Regions from separate parts of the Mus musculus genome. Here regions 2 and 3 are each linked to region 1. Evidence: chromatin loops called from intact Hi-C (ENCODE). Cell type or tissue: heart. All regions are shown on one strand.

Region 1 (8,000 bases):
GCGCCTTTGGGACTGCCACCACACCCGCTCCCCACACAAACAGAATCCTGAATGGCGGGCATGAGCCAGGCTAAAAGGGCAGAGCACAGGCAGGGAAGCCAAGGGTGACTTGAGGTACAGATCGCAGATCGTGTGTGCATGCACGTGTGTGCCTATGTGTGTGTGCATGTACAAGTGTGTGCATGTGTGTATGTGCAAGTGTGTGCATGTATGTGTATGCATGTGCAAGTGTGTGCATGTGTGTGTGTATGTACCAGTGTGTGCATATGTGTGTGTGCATGTGCAAGTGTGTGCCCATATGTGTATGTATGTGCAAGCATGTGCATGTATATGTGTGCATGTGCCAGTGTGTATGTGGAAGTGTGTGCATGTGTGTGTGTATACTTGCTTAAACTAAGGAATGTCTTCTTGTATTCCAGTGTTCCATATTTCCTGAAAGATGTAGCTTATCACTTTTTTTCCAAATTCATAGCAAGCTTTATTAAATATGAAGTACTGACAAAGACTTAGGCTTTGATCAGGACCATTCCCTGGACCTTCCCAACTAACACTGGGATGTAGCTTATCTTTACACGCCTAAGTTCATACCCCCTGAAGTACTGCAACTGACCTTGCTCACCTCCCTGACTTCTACACATGTGTGCCTTTTTTAAACAAAGGGAATGCAGCCATGTCATCAGGGCTCCCCTGCCCTCTCTCACACACATGTGCACATACACTCAAGATGCAGAGAGTTCTGTATAACTGATTGTGCTGTGTGAGCTCTTAGACACACAGTCCAGCCATTCCCAGACACTGGCCATCAGCGGACGGACAGAGGGAACCTCATTTCACCCATCTGAATACATTTCTGGAGGCTCCTGATTGTTTAGGTCTCTCTGGGGGCAGATTATACCCAGTAGATACTGCATTAATCCATCCCATCCTTGGCTTTGTGGTCACAGAGCTATATGGGCCCAGGGAAACCCTCTGTTGTGTTTTAGATGAGGTCTCTTGCAGCCTTGTCTGGTCTTGAACTCACCATGTAGTCAGGGATGTGATTCGGATTCGGATTCTGAGTTTCACCTTCCACGGGCTGCGGCTACAGGTGTGGGTCACTACTCTCTGTCCTCGCACTAGACCAGGAGAACCCCAGAAGTTCAAACATTTCCCAGACCTTTTCACGGGCAGTCAGATGTGGCTTGTACACAGCCAGCCTGTTAGCATCCTTTAAAAGTGCCCGAGTAACCCTGAGGAAGAAGATGGTGCTGGACAGGTTAGGTCAGAGTTTCATTTCCCTCATGTCATTCATGTCATTTGTTCCATTGCCATTTTCACGATTAAGGTTTGTTTGTGAATGGGGGAGAGTTACTGAACCTTTCCTTAGAGGAGAACTGGGGTTTACTAACATGATGCACACACAGGAAAGGAGGAAGAGGAATGGCTTATTGGAGGCAAATGATAAGAATGAGCACCTCATTAATTGATGTTATTTATACCTTAAGACTCTGGCTAATGTGAGTTCGCTCACTCTGCTTCCTGTTCAGATGTTGCTTTCAGTGCTGTGCCTGCTGCCTGCTGCCTGCTGCCTGCTGCCTGCTATGATCCCTCCCACTGTGATGAGGATGGATACATCCTTCCTTCCATCAGCTGTCTTGGTCCTGATGTTTCATCACGTAGTAGAAAAGTAACTAATAGTTACACTCTGAGTAACCATTTTTAAAGTACATGTGGATGGCTGCTGTAAGAAGCCAGGATGGCGGGCGTTCTGATGAAAGTTGGTCACAACGGGCTGTCCAGCAAGGCTCATTCTCTGGAGATGAGTTTTATCTGTAGACGATGTTTGCTGTGTGAGACTCTGTGGTATCCTACACCCGTGATCTGCATACTTGCAACCATGTATCAACACACTAAATACGTCACACTAGCTTTCAAAAAGAGTAGCAAAAATGGGGTTGAGCTGTAGCTCAGGTGGTAACAAGCTTGCTCCGCATGTTGGAAGCCCTGGGTTTGATTCATAAACTGATCTGCTGTTACATAGCTGTAATCCCAGCACCTATTTAAGAAGGAGAGTCAGGAGGATCAGTGGTGCAAGATTGTCCATGGCTGCAGAGTGAGGTCAAAGCCAGCTCAGGCACATGAAACCCTGGGGGTAGGGGGTGGGGGGTGGGAGGGAGGTGTAACAGATATAACTGTTATACCCGTCTTTGGAAGGAGTTCTGTTTTAAAAGGCACAGGAATTCTAAAGTGGCTGAACATAAGCGATAGATAATACTTTAAAGATGCTCCAAGGACCTCGGATGACTCTGAGTATATAGGATCTGAATGTAGTCTGTGAGTGTAGCTCTGTGGTAGAGTTGATGCTTAGTTTGCAGAGGCCCTGGGTTTAATCCCCAGGATTCCCAAATCAGGGAACAAATAAATACCAAAACAGCTCTATAATTGAGGGAAATAAGGGCAGGACTTACATATACAGAATCTAATTCTGAAAATATCTTTTTCAGGAGTTCTGAGATGCACTGGGAAGATGGGAAGATGAAGACAGGAGAGGACCAATCTCAGTGACTACTTTGTACAATAGCTGTCTCCTGAGAGGCTCTGCCAGAGCCTTATGGATACAGATGCAGATGCTTGCAAAGCCAGCCTCCTGGACTGAGCACGGGGACCCCAGTGGAGGAATTAGGGGAAGGACTGAAGGAGCTGAAGAGGTTTGCAACCCCATAGAAAAAACAACAATATAACCAGCCAGACCCCTGACCCCCAGAGCTCCCAGGAACTAAACCATCAACCAGAGTACACATGGAGGGACCCATGGATCCGGCTGCATATGTAGCAGAGGGTGGCCTTGTCTGGCATCAATGAGAGGGGAGGCTCTTGGTCCTGTGAGGGCTTGAAAACAGGAAGATTAAATGGGGAGGCCAAGGTTATGGTATGGAGGTGAGAATGGGAGCCATGAACTCAGATGATTTCCTACTGTTCAGCCGAGGTAAGGATATGGTTAAATGGTTTGCATGAGGCCTTATCTTTTAAGAAGTGTGATGGGTACTCATTTGTTGCTAGGTAACAGGTCCACCATGAGCATTGTGGTCACTTGTGTGCATGTCAATAGAAGCTAGTCCTGTGTTTATGCATGCCCAAAACACTGTTGATCTAGCTAACACTAGGCAAACAGTGCTCTGAAACTTACCATGTACAAATATCGGGAAAGAAACAGTATTTGAGGCGTGGAGTGCATCATAGCTCAGTTGGTAGAGTGTCCACCTCTAATGTACCAAATCTTGGGTTCTTGTCCTAGCACCGCATTAAACCAAGAATGGTGGATACACCTTCAACTCCAGCCTTGGAGAAGTGGAGGCAGGAGGATCAGAAGTTGAAGCTCCATGCCATCCTTGGCTACGTAGTGAGTCTGAGACCAGCCTGGGCTACAGGGAACCCTGTATGGGAGAAGGGAGGCAGACCAGAACTTAAAACATAGTTCAAAGATCTTACATAAAATTTCTCAAATAAGGTTAATCAAACTCATTGTCACTTACTAAAGCCAGTATTCTTGATCTGTGATTTGTAGGGCAGCCCCACAGGAAAAAATTATCTGCAAATGGTGACACAGCACATTCCAAAGACAATGGTACAGTAGCCGGAAAGGCAGCTTTAGCCAAAGCTTAAAGGCTCTTGTTTGGTGGCAGTGAAGGGCGCATCTGAGGGATGGCTCTGGGCTCAACCGAGAACCAAATCCCCTTCTTGGACACCTCTATTTGGAAATTAGCTGTGGTGACTTTGTGGCATCATAATATTTGTAAACACTGCCACCTGCTGGAAGTTCTGTAGACCTGCACACAATTTAAACTAGCGCTCCCTACACAACTCTTTTTCTTTCCCCCTTTCTTCCTGCTCTTATTGTGCAGTACAGGAAATCTAACCAAGGGCATGCTGGGTATTCGCTCTACCCCCGGGACTACAACCCTGCTCTTCACCAACCTTCTATCATGGTTTGAAACCAACCACGTGGGGGGTGCATAATCATGGGTTCGTATTATTATTATTATTATTATTATTATTATTATTATTATATTATTTAGTTACATTCCAAAAGTTGCCCCCCTTCCTGGTCCCCCTCTCTGAGTTCTTCACCCATCTCCCTCCCCGTCCCGCCTCTGAGAAGGTGCTCTCCGACCTGTCTACCCACCCCACCTCATCCCCACCAGCATCCCTCTTCCCTGGGGCATCAAATTTCCACTTAAGCACATCTTCTCCCACAGAGGCCAGAAAAGGCAGTCCTCTGCTACACATGTGCCAGGGGCTGGCCATGAACTAAACCATGTATGCTCCTTGGTTTTTGGCTTAGCCTCTGGGAGCTCTGAGGGGTCCAGTTAGTTGACACTGTTGTTTTTCATAAGGGGTTTTGATCCCCTTCAGCTCCTTCAGTCCTTCCTCCAAGTCTTCCACATTGCCCCTGACCTCAATGGTTAGCAATAAGTATTTGCATTTGTCTCAGTCAGTTGCTGATAGAGCCTCTTCAAGGACAGCGATGCCAGGCTCCTGTCTGCACGCACAATATGGCCTCAGGAATAGTGTCAGGATTTGGTCTGCATGCATGGAATGGATCCCAAATTAGGCCAGTCGCTGAGCGGCCTTTCTTTCAGTCTCTGTTCCATTTTTGACCCTGCATTTCCTTTAGACAGGAACAATTCTGAGTTAAAAATTTTGAAAATGGGTTGGTAAGCCCCCCTGCCTCAACTGGGGGCTCTGCCCTGTCTATCTACTGGAGGTGGTCTCTTCAGGTTCCATCTTCCCACTGTTGGGCATTTCGGGTAAGGTCATCCCCATTGAGTCCTGGTAGCCTCTCATATCCCAGGTCTCTGGGACTTTCTAGAGGTTTTCCCTGCCCCCTCGCCCCCACTGCTGCATAATTCCATCCATTCTCCTGGCCCTCTGGACATCCCTCCTGTCTCTCCCCATACCTGACCCTGCCCCCACCTTTTCCCTTCCCCTCTCCCACCCAGTTTCCTCCTTCACTCTGCCTCCCATGATTATTTTGCTCCCGTTCTAAGTGGGTTTCAGGTACCCACACTTGGGCTTCTCTTCTTGTTAAGCTTCCTCCAGTCTGTGAGTTGTATCATGGAATACTATCAGCCGTTAAGAACAAGGACATCATAAAATTTTCAGGCAAATGGATGGAACTAGAAAATACCATCCTGAATGAGGTAACCCAGACCTCAAAGGACATTCATGGTATGCACTCAATGGTAAGTAGATGTTAGCCAACCATGGGTTTTTTAACGTGAGGCCTGTTCAGTTCTGTAACAGCATGTCTTCATAGAAGAGTAGAGCTATGGTGATCTGTGAGTCGAGAAAAACAGAATGGGGATGGGGAGATAGCTCAGGGGTTAGGAGGGCTGGATGCTCTGCCAGAGGAACCAGGTTCAATTCCCAGCGCCTTAGAAGCTTCCAACCATCTGTAACTCCAGTTTTAGGGCGTCTAATGCCCTCCTCGGGCCTCCACAGGCACCAGATGTGCTCATGTACACAAACACAGACAAAACACCGCCACAAATACAAAACAAATACATTTCAAAAAGTCATTCCCTGCTGCTTGACTCTTACAGAAACAGGGTGAATAAAGCCATTTTGTATTCTTCATTCCAGATCAACTCCTTACAATAAAATTAGCTCTTTATTATTTATTTGGAGGTTACATTCAGACTACTCTGGGAAACAAACATTTTGCTAGGATAGAATTCAGTTTTGAATTGAGGCATTTTATCAGCACATCCCTGGGCAACAGTACTAAATTAAAAAAATAACAGGTGAACATCGCAGTAAAATCGACTCCTGGGCCACACGCTTCAGTCTGAGATGTGGGCTGGGCCACGCCACTTGATAGACTTATGTTTGCTTCTCTGTTGGCTAAGAGACTTCACTCACTGATCTCCCAGGCATAGGCTCAGAATAACTCACTCTCTGATTAGCATAGTGTCAGAGAGACAGACAGAGGTTTATGTTGGGACATTTTGGAGGGATGCTGAGAGCCTCACTACACACTAGGCAAGCGCTTTCCCACTGAGCTCCAAGCCCAACACTCATCTGATTCTTAACCATGGACGACAATGCCTTTCAATGCTGTATACAATTCAAGCTACCATACAAAGGTACTTCTCATACCATAAAGATGTTTCAGGCGGCAGATTTCTCCCCTTAAGTTCCTCTGACCTGATTCTGGCAGGACGATGGATTCTGGGTCATCACTTTTTTGGGAATGCTCCATGCTCACCATGCCAGGTGCGGTCTGCGTCCCAGTCAGCTGGGAGTCACATGTGGAGCTATTCTGGGGTCTAGGGACCGTCGATTCTTGCCAAGGTGAGGAGAACGGGGACAAAGCCTTACAAACATCTTCATGACTCAGCACTCAGCAGTACATGTGCAATGTGTCCTTTGTCTTGTCCTGCTTAAGGCCACACTTCTACAGTGGGCCGTGTGTGCATGTCTGTCTGTGTGTGTCTCTGTGTGTATCTGTGTGTCTGCGTTTGTGTGTATTGGCGTGTATCTGTGTGCGCATCTGTATGTGTGTATCTATGTGTGTGTGCATGTGTATGTGTGTGCACACATGTGTGTGTGTATCTGTGTGTGTGTGCATATGTATGTGTGTGCACACACGTGTGTGTGTGTGTGTTTGTATGTCTGTGACTGTGTGTCTGTGTAAGTGTATATATATGTTTGTGTGTCTGTGTGTGTGTGTCCCTATGTAGGAACACCTGAGGACATAAAACACCCTGGCTTGCAGTTTTCTCTGTTCTTTCACCCCCATCTGCAAATTTCTCAGATGGTTCTCTCTGCAAGCCATCGTTTTGTTACATCTAGTCACCATGTCTGTATGTCTGTTTCTATTTGTCTTGCAGTAAAACTATTTGAGAACATAGTGCATTTGGGTAACCACCGAGACTCTCTGCTGGCCTTGCCCTCCATCAATCCTGCTGCAGCCTTGCTACTGCTGGTGTCTAGGGTCACCCACACAGGAGGGCATCATTCACGGTGTGTCTGAGGTTTTCTCAGTTGAAGTGCCCAACCACAGGGGGTCAGCTGTGAATTTAGATTGACTTTGGGGCATCAGATCGCCATGGACCAAGGTGGGCGTGCTGCACTGAGTAGAAAACAGACACAGAAAACAACAGCGTCCTTTCATGTCTGATGCTTTCATACATTTGGGGAAACTTCCTGCCACACTACCCTCAGATACTGATCCTCTCCCCTTGTCTCTGGACAAAGAACTTACTGTGCTCAGAGAAGACAAATGTAGCCACAGCCTGAGCTCGGATTAGCAAAGTGCTGGGATGGATGAGACTGGAGAGGTGGGCGTAGACCCGTAGGTATGGCTACTGCTTGGTTTACTGTAAAAATTCGCGTTTTCTTTTTTATTATGGAAAAGCCAAAGACATAAAAAATAGAGTTGTAGAATATTTCCTAAAGACTCATGGACAGTTTAGAGAATGACAAGTCCATGTTCAAATCATTTCCCTTCACACTTGGCTTCAACAAGTGAGGTCACCTTATGCTACAGTTTTGGATTTTTTTCTTCTTTCTTTTTATTTTGGAGATTTCATTTCATGGATATTTCATTATTACTACAAGGAACATTTATTAGTCTAGCCACCACAGTTCCATTATGCCTCATGCTGGTGTCTGTTCTATAAGCTGAATGTGTGTGTGTGTGTGTGTGTGTGTGTGTGTGTGTGTGTGTGTGTGTGCGTGCATGCTTGTACACGTGTGCACCTTAAAGCAGGCTGATGTAACAGTTAGGGACAAAGAGTATATTTAATTACCAAGAACAGAGCCAGGGAGACTGAACCCGTTTCTGAAACTGGTTCCTTCTCTCTCTGACCCTAGGTGGATATGGGTTAGTTGAGATTTGCCAACTATTAAATAAAGTGATGATCTCTCATCTCTCATTTTTCTGAACACTAAAAAATAAGGCTGCCCACATGGGATGCTGAGAGCAGAGGCCGATGGGTGGAGAATGACTTCTGTGT
Region 2 (8,000 bases), 300 kb after region 1:
GCTCTCTCCCATGGGATGGGTCTTAAGTTGGTCCAGTCATTGGTTGGCTGTTCCCTCAATCTCTGCTCCATCGTTATCCCTGTGTATCTTGTTGGCAGGGCAAAATTTGGGTTAAAGGTTTTGTGGGTGGGTTGATGTCCCCCTCCACTAGAAGTCTTGCATGGCTACAGTAGGTTGTCACTTCAGGCTCTATATTCCCTGCTGCTGGGAGTCTCAGCTAAGGTCACCCCCATAGTTTCCCAGGTACCCCGACCTTTGCAGGTCTCCAAAGCCAGAGATGCCTCTCACTGATTTCAATGTTCTCTTCCAGTCCTCCCCCCAACTCTCCCTACACCTGATTCCCCCCTCCCCTCTCCCACCCAGCTCCCTTCCTCCATTTGACCCTGATGACAAATGCCCTTTATTTCCCCTTCTGAGTGAGATTCAAACATCCTCCTTTATGCCCTCCTCCTTATTTAGTTTCTTTGGATCTGTGGATTGTTGCATGGGTATCCTGTACTTCGTAGCTAATATGCACTTATAAGTGAGTACATACCATGCGAGTCTTTCTGGGTCTGGGTTACCTCACTCAGGATGGCATTTTCTAGTTCTATTCATTTGTCTGAAAATTTCCTGATGTCACTGTGTCTAGTGGCCGAGTAATACTCCGTTGTGTAAATGTAACAAACTACCTTTATCTGTTCTTCAGTCGAGGGACATCTGGGTTGTTTCCAGTTTCTGGCTATTACGAATGAAGCTGCTATGAACACAGTTGAGCAAGTGTCCTTGTGGTATGATGGAGCGTCTTTTGGGTAGAAGGAATCTTAAAGCAATCACATGGATGGTGACAGAGGCACAGACGTCGTCATCGGAGGCCCCAGCCGGATTGCAAAGGGGAGCAGAGATTAAAGTTTTTCTGAAGTTCCACTTGGGATTCTGAACCTGCAGGCGCTCAAAGAATACCCTTCCATGCCTTTCTCTAGAACACACCGTGACCTGGGTGCTGCCACAGAAAGCTATGTGCCTTCATGGAAGAGAGATCTAGTTCCCGGAGGCAGTCTGGACAAACAGAAAGAGGGCTGCGTTGGTCGAGCACACTGGGGGGTCAGTCCCCAGCCCAGCAGAAACCAGCTGCGATAGTGCATGCCTGGTACTCAGAAAGTGGAGGCCGGGGGATCAGAAATTCATAGTCATCCTTGGCTACATAACAAGACAGAGGAAAATCGTGGATACAGGAGAATCTGTCTCAAACACAAATAGGTTAAATATATGCAAAATTAAAAACAGTATAAGACTTTAGACATTAATGACAAAACTGCTTTTTCTTAAGCAGCCAAGAGTAAATTACTAAAGATAATTGATGAGACTTGAGAAGATCAACACTCATGAGTTTTTCTGAGAATTTGGAGGAACTAGTGTGTGCACAGGTGCCAGTGGTGGGCCCAGCGCTGTATAGCAGCGTAGCTCCGTCCTGACGGCCACACAATTTCCCCTGCAGCCATCCCATGCTGGGTGCTGCCCAAGGACACTCCAACTTTCACACCCACCAATGTTCACAGCCCTTTGGTGTGTAGTCGCCCAAAAGGGACAAGGAAACACTCCAGAGTAAGCATGGTGGGCATTGCATTGTGTGACACATTCTTTTGATGAAATCAGCCCAGCTATGGAAAAGACAGTGCAGTGGTCCATTCTCCCATGGGCAGAGTCCTCAAACCCATGCTGCTGGGTGGAAAAGACAACACAGCTCAAGGCCGCCATCCTTTCATTGATTTATACAAAGTTACAGCTGTGTCTGGGGGTGGGAGGGGGATGGATTGGCAAGATGGAACAATGGAGCAATTCGAGGGGAAAGAGGAACCTGGGTTTGATTGACTGACGTGTATTGATTGCAGAGGGTTCATGGGAACGCACAGATGTCAGTTATATATATGTGTTAAATATGTATAATCTATTGTATACCAATTATACCTGAATGGGGTTGTTAAAATATTTAAATATTTAGAACCCAACAATCCAGAGGGACAGAGGGAGGGAGGGAAGGAGGGAGGGAGGGAGGGAGGGAGGGAGGGAGGGAGAGAGGGAGGGAGGGAGGGAGGGAATGAATTTGTGTGTTCAACACAATGAGGTCTTAAACATAAATTTTTATTGAAATGATCTGAGAGATGCCTTATACATTTTTGTAAGCCTTTTTAATGAGCGATTTAATTTGTGGCTTTCTAATTGTTGTAAAGGTTATTGGAAACATGCCATTATGGTGTGAGGTATTTTTTTCTTCTCTTTCTGTCTTTGCTTTTCTAGGTCAGGGTCTCATATAGCCAGGGGTGGCCTCAAACTCCTGCTCCCTGCCTCCAAATCACAGGCGCTGAGATTTCAGGCGTAGGCCACCACCTGGATGTTGGTTCTTTTTGTTTCATTTTTACTAGTTACTCCTTACCCATCTCTGGCTGCCCCTGTAGGCTCCTCCATTTTCCCTGTTCCTTCTCCCCTGCAGCCCTCACCCCATCCCCAGCCTTTTATTGTGTCATTTTCTCTGAGCCATAGAAATGTTCCGTTTCAAAAAACAAACCGAGCCTGACTGGCTTTTCTCCCAGGGCTTTATTTCCTTCTTAGCTGTTGGTTCTGAGGCATGTGCTGTGAGGACCGTGTGTGCAGTCCGGGAAACTTTTACACCTGGACTTTGATATTTCTCTTTAGTTTGACAGATTGGTCTCCTTCGGAGCCTTGTGTACCTTGATCAACAGTTGCTCTGCGGATCAATGCTCTGCGGGCATGGTGGGTATTGGATCAGGGCTCGGCTCCATCAGGGCTTGTTTTAACAGAGTCACACAGTGCTATTTGGTCTTTGGACTCACAGATGCCTGTGGATCCTCCCTCAAGGAGCCCCGTACCTCTGTTCTTACCCCTCCCACAAAGTCAATCGGGAAGGTTCTTCAGGAATGCAGAACCCGTTACTGAGCAGATTTTAAAATGTTTTCCCTAGCTAGCAAAAGAAACTTGACTTGATGAACCAGACAATATATATATATATTTTTTTTTCCATTTGCACAGGCTAGCCTCAAGCTCACAGTCCTCCCGTCTCAGCATGCTTGGTGCTGAAGTGAGTAGCTTACGCCATCAGGTTCAGCCCTGTTCTGCTTCGGCAATCCTTTCCACCTCTTTCCTAATCTCCTGCCGTTTTCCTTTACTCTCACTTGCACACTGATGCTTGGTGGCTCTCACTACAGGGAGAGATCTTCAAGGCCGAGTTCAGGATCGAATCATCTTTACAGTCCCCAGAGAAGTCGTGGCGCGTAAGTACTTATCCAGAGAACAGATTGTAAAAACAAGCAAACGGTTTGTCGATATTCTCATCTAGCACCTTGTGTGCTGGCGCCCCCTAGTGTCCGGTTTATGTCTAAAGACGCTCAGGTTAACGTGATTTTGAACTTATTGTCAAGGAAACCTTGTCTGACTGGGCCCTTTTATTTAAGATCTTTTCCCTCCTGTCGCTAAGGTTGACTGGCAGAAGAAAGGACGGCAGCAGGCGCAGGCACAGTCATTTTCCTTGATGGCAGCTCTCTTGTTTGGCAAGGTCTCTTCACAAATGCTTTTGCTTCACTCCAGTAATGGAGGATAAAAGCATTTTATTGATTCTAAAATAGACCCTTTTCATGTTTTGACATTTCTGAATTCGAATTGCCGCCTGCAATTGCTGCCTCACTTCTTATTCCTTAGATATGTCTATGGGCAAAGTGGCCACTTCCTACAGTCAGAAAAACTTGGTTAGAGGCATCTAGGATGCACGTCGGTTGAGTTGTGGACATTTATTTGGTTGGTTTTGTTGTTGTTGTTTTGTTTTTTATCGTTGCTGTTGTTCTGTTTTGTGGTTGTTGTTACATTTAAGCCATTTCACGATCTTTAAATATTAATAATTTTATATGTCCATGTATAAAGTTATAGACCGTTATCCATACAAAGAGGCAGGGGGATGATATGAAAGGGCATAAATTAGTATAAATTTGTTATATTTTGCAGAATGCACTGTCTACAGTGAAAAACAATCAAATTGTACAACCCGAGAAGAAGAGCTGATGGTGGCCGGGTTCCTAGAGAGATGCGTTCAGATGCAGTTTGTCATGGACTCAGAAGTGCCACTAAAGGTGAGGGAAGAGTATGACAGCCTTGTGACAGTCCCACTGAATAAACGCTTTTAAATCTAGTAACAGGGGATTGGTGTAACTGTGCACTTGTCATGGAAGACTGCCAAGATGTCCATCTGTCAGTGCCTTCTTGTTCTAATGTGTGTATGTGGGTGTGGCTATGTGTATGTGGGTGTGTGGGCATACAGATGTGTACAGAGCTCAGAGGACAATTCAAGGGTCATCCTGAGAGCACCACCCAGCTCCTTTAAGAACTCTTCTCTCTTTGTCTTGGAGCTCACATTAGGCTAGGCTGGAAGGCTCCTCCAGGGATACTCTTGTCTCTCCCTCCTTGGTGATCACAGGAACACAGCACAGTGCTCTGCATGGTATATGGGTGCTGGGGATCGAACTTGGGTCCCTGTGGTTGCGAGGCCAGCACTTTACTGACTGAACCACCATCCCCTAGCCCATGTTGCCAGTGCCTTTTTAATATGTTTATACAGCTCTCTCTCTCTCTCTCTCTCTCTCTCTCTCTCTCTCTCTCTCTCTCTCTCTAGTGGTAGGTGATTAATTTGGAGAGATGATAAAATCTAGACAGAGATTTCTCAGTCACATTGATGACAGTAAAGGCATTAAGAATACAATTATGGGCACCAGCTCTATAACTCAGCCTATTGCTATGAAAATATGTCTGACTGCCAGTGACCAGCAATTATCTTCCTCCATTTAATCTAAAGCCACATGGTATTTTAAAAATGAAACTCCTTTCAAAACTGCCTCTGCCTATAAATGTCAACGGGTGGGGCAGCTTTTCCTTCTGCACCACACAGTTCGACTTATGCTGCGGTTCACGTTCACGTGCATTCAATGTTAAAGGACAAGGAAATGCTCATCCAAGGCACCTTGTCAACCCTGGCCAGCCCTGCGGTGACCTTCGGCTCAGAACCCGGGTTTGAGCCTTCAAGGGCAGCAAGAGCCTCAGTCAGCAGCTTTCCAGGTCCCAAGCTTGTCTAAGGAGAGGCAGATTGAAAGCTCTCAGAAACCTGCCTTCTCAGAAACCTACCATCCTCGGGAAGGGCTAAGCCAAGGAAAACAACACACCTGAACAAAAAAGCTCATCTGTCACTTAACACTCGGTCCTTGTTTAATTTTTACTCAGCCTAAGGCAGGTCTTGCTGGCCTGCTATAGATCTGTCTGGCCCTGAAGAATGTCTCTGAAGTGCTGGGGTCACACGCTTGCACCACCCAACCTGGCTGGATTCAGACTTTAAAATAGGGGTGCACCGTAGGGGCAGTGGGGCTCCCGATCTGGTTGTAAAATGCTACATGTTAAACATCAAGAGAGCAAATGAACGGGTTACAAATGGTTTCTAGGACTGAAGACAAAACGAAAGAAAGAAACAGGAATGGCTAACAAAGACTCCAAAAAGCACCCAGCACCCTTAGTAAGCGGAGAGAAGCAAGTTAGAATCCTTTGAGAGTTCATCTTACTCCGGACAGAAGAACAACTACAAATTCGGGGAAGGGTTAGGAAAATGGAGACCCTGAACCACTGTAGGTGGAGTAGAAAATGGCATAGCCATGGCGGAAGTCAGTATAGAACTGCCATGTTATAATTAGTTCTGGACGCACACTCCAAAGACCCCACACCTTACATCAGAGGACGGATAGCCCGTCAATGGTCACACTACAGGGATGATGGGACCAGCCTAGATGGCCTTCAACTGATTAGTGGATCATAAAAAAAAATCTTAAAATCTTAATTAAAAAGATATTACACAGAAAACCACCACGTACAGAGAGCCACACTTCTAAACATTTTGAATGTAACCCAAACATCCAATCAGGAAAAGTTGGTCATGTCCGCAAACCTTCACCACATCTGGTCAGATGGGCTTCAACTTCTCAAGATGTTAGTTCCCACACACTTCCTACTGTGCATCTCTGTCCACTCACACCTGCTTTGTACTCGGGAACAATTTGGTTTTGTTATTCCCCAGCCCAGCTCTCAAGGAAACTTAATACCCTGCCCCCACCCCCACCCCCACCCCCACCCCCGGCTGGGGATGTAACTCAGTTCAATGAGTGCTTGCCTAGCAGGCACAAGGCCCTAGGTTTGATTGCCAGTGGATGGTAAAATAGACACGGAGAACAGGAGCATCAGAAGTTTAAGGACATCCTTAGCTACACAGTGAGATTGAGGACAGCCTGGGCTACACGAGACCCTGTCTTGAAACCAAAGTGCTCCTTAACCATTGAAATATACAGGAGTGTTTGGTCCCTCCAAACTGATTTTGCCCATCTGCAAAGAGCGGGCACAGGCGGCTCTCCATCCCAAACAGGTAGGCACCACAGAGAGAACGGAGGAGCCAAAGGGTGTGCGTACTGTGGAGAGAGGCGGAAGTGGAGATGATGGGAGGCAGAAGTGGTGACAAAGAGTGGTGAAACTGGGGATGTGACAGCGGTGACAAGCATGAGAGGGTGGAGGTTGATGGTGGATCATGTCAATGGCCAATGAAGTCAAGGAGATGTTGCACAGTAGCAATGGAGTCGGCTGGATGGGAGGCAGCAGCCAAGAGCTTAAGCACACGCAGATTGTCTCCGAACAAGCTGCCTGCACACAGGATCACCCTAAATCTTAGCAGGGTGGAGGCCTGAAATAGGATAGATCTTCTCAAAGGACCATGTCCCGAGATTCTGCTAAAGGTCATGTGTAGGTCAGTGGCTCTGATTTGACTGAGGTCCAGGTTGATGTCCGTGAACTGTGCGTGTTTTCTCTTGCCTGCGACATACGGATATTCATGACTTGTACCATGGCTTATTAAGTCCATGTTCATGTCCGTGGGCCATGCTGACCCCGGGGGCCATACTGATGTGAGTGGGCTGTGCTGCCACATGAGACGGTAGTGAGGACAAGGGCTCAGCTGCTGTTGAGGGCCATGCCTGGGTCCATAGCCTTAAAGTAGCCTGATTTGTGTTGCTGGCTGTGGCCTCACCGAAAACCATAAGAGAAAATGGGTGACAGAGAGTTGGGAGCAATGGAGATAGTCTGTGCTTCGGCCTGAAGCCATGATGATGTTTGTAGGCTGTGCTACCGCTTAAGGCCATGGAGAGGGCCAGGTCTGTGCTGCCACAGACGGGTATGTCTGGATCCGTGGCCTTACTGCAGCCAGGTCTGCTTTGATGTCTGTGAGCAATGCTGCTGCAGGTCCCACACCAATGTGAGTAGCCTCCATTACCACTCACGTCCATGGTGACGTCAAAGCCAGTCTTATACTACTGCTTAAGGGCCATGTTTGGGTCTGTGCTCTGACTGCACACAAAGGTCTCTTACTGCAAAGGTCCTTGTTGGTGTCCTGACACTGTGCCACCACTGAGAGCCATAGGATGTCTGTGATCTCTGCCGTAGCCAGGAGCCATGTTGATGTTCGTGGGCTATGCTGCATCAGGGGGCCTTATCTGGTCATGGCCCTACAGTGTCTCTGCTGATGATGCCAGAAATTATGTGTAGGTGTTAATGGAAATAGTGATGATAGAAAAGGAAGACAAAATAAACATCTGCCTCAGGTATCTGAGCCTATGGAGAAGAGCCCTGGGGACATCTCAAGACTGCTTTAGAAACTGATGTCACCATCCCAGCCTTCTCCTTTGTGAGAGCTGCTGACAAAACAGACAGGACATTAGGCAGCCCTGTGGCGATCTCAGGTACCGTGGCTGTGCCTGGCTGGACTCACGGACAGGGAGCAGGGATAACCTGCTTCTTAGGATTATTCTTATGATTCTTATGATTTGCTCAGCCAGCAAAAGCTAAGGTGAGGGTTAACCTCTGAAATAGAGACAGCCCTCAGGTTTCTTAGCCACCAGGAGGAGACTGATAGCAAAAGTCTCCCAGTCCACCTC
Region 3 (8,000 bases), 160 kb before region 1:
AGCCCGACCTGCAGAGATATCTCCCTAAACATGGCAGGTCCAGAATGTGTTTGACCTGGGCGGGTCTCATGATGTGTTCTACAAGGGACCACGGTTCAATGATCGGCACGTGTGTGCCTTTAGCAATTTCTAGTCACTGCTTCTACATCACCTGTCTAGCTGGCAAAGCCCAGTTTGTTGTGCTGGTTAGGGTGTGTGTTATTCTTATGTCTTAATCTGTGGTTTGAAGAAATGAGAACACATTAATACAAAATATTTTCATCTTAAGAAATTTCAAAAGCCAGGCGTGGTGGTGCACGCCTTTAATCCCAGCACTCAGGAGGCAGAGGCAGGTGGATTTTTGAGTTTGAGGCCAGCCTGGTCTACAAAGTGAGTTCCAGTACAGCCAGGACTATACAGAGAAACTCTGTCTCGAAAAACCAAAAGAGAGAGAGAGAGAAATTTCAAGTTTAGTAAATACTGAGAATTTAAAGCAGCTGACAGTTCGTTAGAACTGCATGAAGATGTTAGCCTGCGAATCTCCTTCCAGCTTTCTTACACGAGCAGCTACAAGAGCCAGGGGTGAAGCAGCGTTTCAGTCCTGTCAGGTCGTTCCCATCCAGCTACTGTCACTGTTCTCTTTGCAGCGGGATAAAGTGCTGCCTACCCCTCGAACTGTGGAAGCACGATGGAGTGGTGTTGGTGTTCGCTGAACACCAAACTGACAGCCATTGTGATACACAGCCCATGCCATCACTGGATGTATTCAGTAAAGTGGACCAGCCTGCTTTAGTATTCATCCTAGTCTAACGCTCACTGCCCCTAAAGTGAGCTCCACTGCTCTGTGCAGTCCGCGTCCGTCACCTCCGCTGCACATAGCAGGCGTTCAGGGTTTCTCCTTGGCTTTCCTACAGGAGACTGTACCATTCCTCCTAGGTATGAAATTGAAGGCTGTGAAGTAGTTTGGGCCATAAAGGATAACGCCATTGGGAATACATTCTTTGACGCGGGTGCAGCAGAGTTTCTGACTTCCAAGCTCATGTCTGAAAAATCAGAGGCTAAAATTGCACATAAAAGAACTATATATACAGTTGAAGGTAAGTACAGTATCTGGCTCATTTCATTCAGATGAAAAACTGGATTTTTAAACTGTAAGAAAATTCAGTAAAAAAGTATTCAGGAGGCAGGAATGTGAGTATTTATTTCTTCATCTTTATATGAAATGTTCAGATTAGAAAATACATAGGGCTTACTCCGGAAGACCCAACAAGCAGCTGAAAGAGTTAGATGCAGATATTTGCACCCAACCAATGGACAGAAGCTGCTGACCCCTGTTGTTGAATTAGGGAAGGCTGAAAGAAGCTGAGGAGAAGGGCAACCCTGTAGGAGGACCAGCAGTCTCAATTAATCTGGACCCCCGAGATCTCACAAACACTGGACCACCAAACAGGCAGCACACACCAGCTGATATGAGCCCCCAACACACATATACAGTAGAGGACTTCCTGGTCTATGTTCATTCAGAGATGATGCACCTAACCCTCAAGAGACTGGAGGCCCCAGGGAGTTTAGAGGTCAGATGGGGTGGGAGGTGGGGACATCCATGTGGAGAGCGTGGGTGGTGGAAGGTGGAGGGGACGGGAATAAAATATGGAGTGTAAAATTAATTAATTAATTAATTAATTAATTAATTAATTAAAAGAAAAGAAAAGAAAGAAAATACATAGGGACTGAGAGATGGGTCAGTGTAACTACTGACCTTTCAGAAGACCCAAAGCTGATTCCCAGTACCCACATAGAAGCCCACCACATCTGCAACTCTAGTCCCAAGGGACACAGCACCCTGTCTCGGCCTTTGAGGGAACCAGGAACACAAGTGCTGGACAGATACATGCAGATAAAACACCCGCACATATTTTTTTTTTGTTGTTAATTATAAAAGGGTATGGTGGCATGCACCTTTAATCACAGAACACAAGCAGTGGCCTCTCTGAGTTCTAAGCTAGCCAAGGCTACAGAGTAAGACCCAATCTCAAAAGCAAAACAAAACAAAATTTGAGCAACTTTCTTTGAAGTTAATTAAAAATAGAAAATAACACACACCTTTAATCCCAGCACTCGGGAGGCAGAGACAGGCGGATTTCTGAGTTCGAGGCCAGCCTGGTCTACAAAGTGAGTTCCAGGACAGCCAGGGCTATACAGGGAAACCCTGTCTCGAAAAACCAAAAAAAAAAATAATGTGTGTGTGTGTGTGTGTGTGTGTGTGTGTGTGTGTGTGTGTGTGTGTGTGAATTTTAAATAATTGGCCCATTTGCAAAACCGTTGCTACAATTGAGCATTGTCCATGACTATTTTCTACAAAATCCACTAAGGACAATACTTAGTAATTTAATTTTAATAATCTTCCAAGAAGTTTTTGGCTTATAAAATTCAAAATGAATTTTCTAAATTTTGGAGACAATACAAATTGACAGAATTCAAAATCTAATAGCTAATTTGTGTACTCATTAAATTAGCAAGTAGACTGAGAAGACACACTGGGTGCTTACAGACAGTGTGTGGGTGCACGGTTACCCGCTCAGCGGCTGTGTCCTAGGCACTCAATGAAGAAAGCCGCTAATAGAGTGACAGTGCCACCATGGTGTGTGCCTGCATGCAAGTGCCGCCATGCTGCGTGCCTGCATGCAACAGTGCCACCTTGCTGTGTGCCTGCATGTGAGATTCAAGACACTGCACAAAGGGTTCAGAGATTCTTTACCTAGCAGTTTTCAAATCACCTGTATTCATTTCTTAGAAGCAAAGAAGGAAACCAGAACCAAATCTAAAGCTGATTATGTGGGCAGTGCCCTTGGACCAGACTGGCACGGAGGCTTGGCTTTGAAAGGAACTGAAGAGGTAGGTTTCCATAAACCAGCGAAACCTGTCCAAACGCCAAACTCCTGGGTCACTTGACTTAAAGCATACCGTGCAGGAAAGGTCTTCAAAGCCACTGTACCAGTTGACCACCCAAAACAGCAAATATGAAAACTGGCTAAGACAGCTGTTCATCTGGAGACACCGACATACAGATACAGGGATAACCGCAGTTCTCTGTCGTCTGCTAAAGTCACTTAGATGCTCCACTGCTCTTACAAGGGTTGTTAGGTGGAGGCTAACATGTACGTCATATTTCTAACTGAATAAGCAGATGACTTGCTATCTCTTATCTCGACATACACTTTAATGTTTTAGGTTACAAAAAAAGCCATCATTCAGATATTGCAGGAATACAAATATGTGTATTTATTTTGAAACTTCCAGGTTTAAGTGGGTGGGAGGGGAGCTGGCTAAATGATATCTAACTGGGGATAGGAATGACATGAAATCACTGCTCCTGGATTCTTGGGTCTCCTAAGATTGCACTTTAACATCTCCTGAAGGTTTTAAGAGTCCTTCAGCAAACACGGCTGCCTGCTGTTTCCTCATTGCTCCCTTCTGATAGAGCACACGGCCAGGGGGACCACACTGAAGCTCTGCAGATATCACTTCCAGGCCCCTTCACTCGCCATTCGCTTGGCCTTCCCGTGCTGGGTGGGTGGCTCCTGCTCCCCCTGTTGCCCTCAGCCTGAGAGGCTTCCCGGGAAGCTCTGCCTGTCCCTGTCTACACAGGCACCGTCTGAAGCCTGCTGACCAGTAGTTATTTTGCTTCCAGTTTTCTCACAGTGTTCACATTGAAACCAGATGTGAAGTAAAGAAAATCTACCTTGAAGAGGAATTTAAGATTATGAAGAAAAAGTCCTTGGCTTTTCCAAAGGACCACCATAAGTCAGTTACAGCTGATAAAGGTAAAAGGAAAGTTATTACTTAAGTTAGTCTTGCTATATTTTAAACTGCTCAATTTCATATAAAATTTGGCCTAACTACAGGCCCTCATTTCACTAATTCCATGTTATGCAACTTTCCATTTTACTTGTCAAATCTTTGGTAGGATTTGGACCATCATAACCCAACCCAGTCAGTCAGTATTTCACAGATCAAAACAAAACAGCTTTCATAAGTACCATGCCTTCTTCATTAAAAAGCCTGTGTGTTTGGGACTAAGTGCAGATCCCCAGACTTCCTGTACAGCACGTGTGAGCTGTGGGATCCTCCACACGCCGTCCTGTGAATAATCAACTCTGCCGTCAGGCAGCTCATGTCCTGTTGTCTTCCAGCTGTTTGTACAAAAGGAGATGGTAGAGTTCACAGGGAGTCTGAACAGTGAGGAAAAACATCAACAAGAAAAAGTAGGTGGGCTGGAGAGGTAGCTCAGCAGTTGAGAGACTGCTCTTCCACACGGTGGCTCACAACCATCTGTAATGGGATCTGATGCTCTTGTCTGGTGTGTCTGAAGGCAGCAACAGTGTACTCATATCATAAAATAAATCATTGATAAAGGAAGAAAAAGAAAAAAAGAGGATTAAGCACTGAGTGACATGAAGTGTTAATCAAACTGTTTCACAGGTAGTTTAGAAAGTGATCGTGCTTAGTCTCCTTTAGAGTACCGTGCTCTTGAAGCTGCCAGGTACAAGACTGCCATTGCGCTCAGTTGTCTCGGCCAATGGACCTTCAGAAAATAAAGTGGCCTTCCTTCTGAAGCCGTCTGTCTTCTCGCCGTTCCTGTAACATTCACATGACGCTGTGGATAACTGCTACAGATGACACTTGAGAACCTTTTTCTTTTCTTTAAAGAAATGTGGCCTGTGTATGTGGAACTGACCAATGGGACAATATACGGCTGTGATTTCCTTGTCAGCGCTACAGGAGTCACCCCAAACGTACACCCTTTTCTTCATAGAAACAATGTAAGGTGAATTCTTTCCACTTGCCTATTTCTTATAGTCCTCATCTTTATCGTGTCTAGGTTTCAAACAGCCATCATTTTAGTATTAGCTGTAACCCAAGATGGCAGCAACACGTGATTTACAGTATTCTCTTCTACTTAGCGTCCAGCAGTTAACATCCGCTTAAGACCATCTGGAGCCATAGCTTCCAGTTTGTTTATCTAAAGGTTGGTGACAGACTAACCTGTAAGCGTTCCCAAGAGTAAAGCTTACAGACTGTTATATTAGCATTTAGCTTTTCAAGTCTTAAAGGATGTTCTGCTGATTGGGGCTGGGTACACACTGACTGTTGGGTGTTTCTGAGGTTGAGATTCTGGGACATTTGGATCTGTTCAGTAGGAGTCTGGCCAGGGGTGTGCACTCCGCAGCTCCTTTACCTTTCTGACAGAGCTTGGCATCCATCAGCACGTACAGGCCCGACTTGCTCACTAGTGAAAAGTCACGCTCTGACCTTGTCATCCTTATACTAATGAAAAGCTGCTCAGTTTGCTCTAGGAGAAGATGGCGGCCTGAGAGTGGATGACCAGATGCGCACGTCACTTCCTGATATCTATGCTGCTGGAGACATCTGCACTGCGTGCTGGCAGCCGAGTCCAGTCTGGCAGCAGGTGAGCCTGCACGTGTAACTGTGTGTCTGTTAGTCCATGAGAAATACAGCACTGGCTACCGATGAGTCCAGCTGTCTGTGGCAGCTTTTCTACTTTAAATTGAAGCCACTGGAGCCAATTTCTGATGAGTAGCTAGAATCCCACGTTAAAGTCACACAGTATTACAGTAGACTGAAATGTTTTTAATTTATAAAGTTGTGGGCGTTAACCTTTCTCTTTTGCTTAACCCCTCCAGAGCAATTACATCTTTATAATTTGATGGGGGGGTGGGGAACAGCTCAAAATAAAGATACCCCTTATTCCAAATCTCCTGGTTTCACATCCCAATTTGCTTTACATCACGCACAATGCAGACTAAAGGAGTTGCAGGCTCAGTGAACTCTGTCAGATGTGTCCAGCCCATAGCCAACAGGCTTGTATCCAGGATAGCTATGAATGTAGCCTGGTATAAAGCTTTGAACTTAGTTAAATATTATGAAGTGTTTGTGATCCTTTCAAAAGTTGGTCTCTCAGCTCTCCAGTGTGAGTTCTGGAGACGTATCCGGCCGCAGTGTCAGGTCACACAGGCCCGCTAGGTAGTTCCAGTGCTGTGGCTCTGCAGACTCTTCTGAGGTCCTGCGGCTGTGCTATGCTCTGCCTGGTCTAGAGCAGAGCCTGAGTAAAGTGAGCACTCTTCTGGACATGCCCAGAGCTCATGCCCGCAGCTGGGAGGTGTACACGAGGTCAACGCTAGGTACACCCTCCACACAGAAGGAACTCATCGTTTAAAGCCAGCCTGTCCTCCCAATCGCCCCGGGGCAGAGGTAGTGTTTATTTCAGGTGAAGAACCTGAAGCTGAGAAAAGTTAAATATGTAAACACTTTATTAGTAGTTTACTCTTCTGTCACTCCCACTCCTACTATTTCTGTCTTAAATCAGGAGAGTAAAAAAAAAACCTCTGTAAAATGTAATGAAAACAGAATAAAGGAGAGACAAGCACTGTCATAAAGAAGTTAGGCACTGAGCCTAACGTCCACCTGTGTCTGTCTGACCAGAGTCAGCTCAGAGACTCTGAGGAGCTCTAAGGAGCAAAGGCCTGAGTAAAGGATAGACTTGGGAGCAGGGACTGAGGACATTTTGTTCCACCTCCTAACACCTAAAATGCTTCACCATATTAGTTGAAATTATATTCAAGTATACACCTGGGTATTATCCTTTCATGTTTGAGGCACTAACTTAGAATTAACAAATACCATCTTAACTGGGGTTCACTTGTGACCATTAAAGATAACACTGGCTGGGGCAAACTCACTGGAAGTACACTTAAGGGAATTTATAAGATGGAAACTTTAGTGCAGAGGAAGTAGTTAAAGTGGATATAAAAGCTCTTGTCACAGAAGTATGAGACCAGAGCTTTGAGTTCCCTGAACACATGTAAAAGCTGGACTCAGCACAAGCTACTATAACCAGTACTCATACTGTGAGGTGGGAGTCCCTAGTGAGCCAGTCCCTAGCTAAGCCAGAGTACTCAATGGAAAAACAACAACATAGACCCCACCTCAAACTGAGTGGAAGGCAAGGACTCAGGGCATCGACTAACTTCATTCATGCACCGTGGCATGCACCGTGGCTTGCATGTGCCCATATCCCTGCTCACGAATGTGCCCTGCGAGCGCACTCACATTCAGATGATAACCAGATACCATTTCCTACCATTTCAGATGAGGTTGTGGACACAGGCCCGGCAGATGGGGTATTATGCAGCCAAGTGCATGGCCGCAGCTAGCATGGGACATCCTATTGACATGGATTTCAGCTTTGAACTGTTTGCTCATGTCACAAAGTTTTTTAACTATAAGGTAAGATGGTCAAGGGAATGGACATCCTTTTGGCTTGAAGTATGCCAACTATGGCTCTTTTTTCAAATAGTTACAGTTTTAGTGATGTCAAAAATGACATTTCAGGACTGGAAAGATGGCTCAGTGATTATTGCTAAACTGAGAGGACCTGAGTTCAGATCCCTGTTCCCACTTTAGAGAGTGCATAGCCACCTGACTCCAGAGGATCTAACACCCTCGTCTAACCTCCCTGGGCACCTATACACCCATGGCACAAGCACACACGTATACACACACACACATGTACACACACACACACACACATCATTAAGGAGCCAAGAGCTCTGACACATATTTACCTTTTTCAGTTCTCTTCATTCTAAGATAGGTCTCCTCTTTCCAGAAGTGCCAACAAGTCTCAATTCTTTATTAAATTTTTAAGCCATGATTCCAGGAAAATGTGGGTTCATTTTGTGTGTGCTCGTTCATGATACAGATCTATCATTCATAAAGACTTCATCCACATACATTTTCTACTTTTTATGTTAAAATATTAATAATGAATATAGTCACTGACATTTAATATGACTGTAGGCTATGTGGCAGTATTATCTACAGAGTATATTCATGCCATTTAAATGCTTTCATTGGACCCCTCCCACTATATAACTGTAGTTTTTTCTGTCTAAATTAACATGACCTAGATAATTTGGACATTATGTTATTTGGGGTAG

Evidence for each region. Peaks named below come from ENCODE experiments on the same cell type or tissue, not always from the same donor. Only the 100,000 strongest peaks of a DNase experiment are listed, where the experiment ranks them.
Region 2: a loop joins it to region 1, with 2.8 times the contacts of the local background. A loop is called at or near these places in 3 of 42 quality-filtered maps.
Region 3: it touches region 1 in a loop (4-fold over the local background); 17 of 42 quality-filtered maps call a loop at or near these places.

The regions. Positions count from the first base shown.
Region 1 is chr6:142,515,530-142,523,529 of GRCm38, forward strand. Gm38919 (a long non-coding RNA gene) reads left to right here and starts at 2,658. Exons shown (of 3, transcript XR_869567.1): 1 at 2,658-2,687; 2 at 3,275-3,379; 3 at 3,882-4,002. Gm46979 (a long non-coding RNA gene) reads left to right here and starts at 5,651. Exons shown (of 5, transcript XR_001785405.1): 1 at 5,651-6,333; 2 at 6,873-7,005. In heart, a CTCF peak has its summit at 3,792 (motif pointing left); a DNase peak (open chromatin) is centred at 6,382; H3K27me3 peaks cover 311 bases.
Region 2 is chr6:142,811,474-142,819,473 of GRCm38, forward strand. It overlaps Gm7457 (predicted gene 7457), which reads left to right and starts at 2,758. Exons shown (of 7, transcript NR_045707.1): 1 at 2,758-3,076; 2 at 3,204-3,269; 3 at 3,994-4,118. In heart, a CTCF peak has its summit at 3,357 (motif pointing left); no DNase peak of the experiment used is centred here; H3K4me3 peaks cover 451 bases; H3K27ac peaks cover 223 bases.
Region 3 is chr6:142,353,710-142,361,709 of GRCm38, forward strand. Pyroxd1 (pyridine nucleotide-disulphide oxidoreductase domain 1) reads left to right here. Exons shown (of 12, transcript NM_183165.3): 6 at 916-1,076; 7 at 2,774-2,874; 8 at 3,671-3,803; 9 at 4,690-4,802; 10 at 5,327-5,449; 11 at 7,150-7,287. Recql (RecQ protein-like) reads right to left here. Exons shown (of 15, transcript NM_023042.3): 15 at 7,667-8,000. Among named protein-coding and RNA genes, the nearest start is that of Pyroxd1, 12 kb to the left of the region's middle. In heart, no CTCF peak of the experiment used is centred here; no DNase peak of the experiment used is centred here.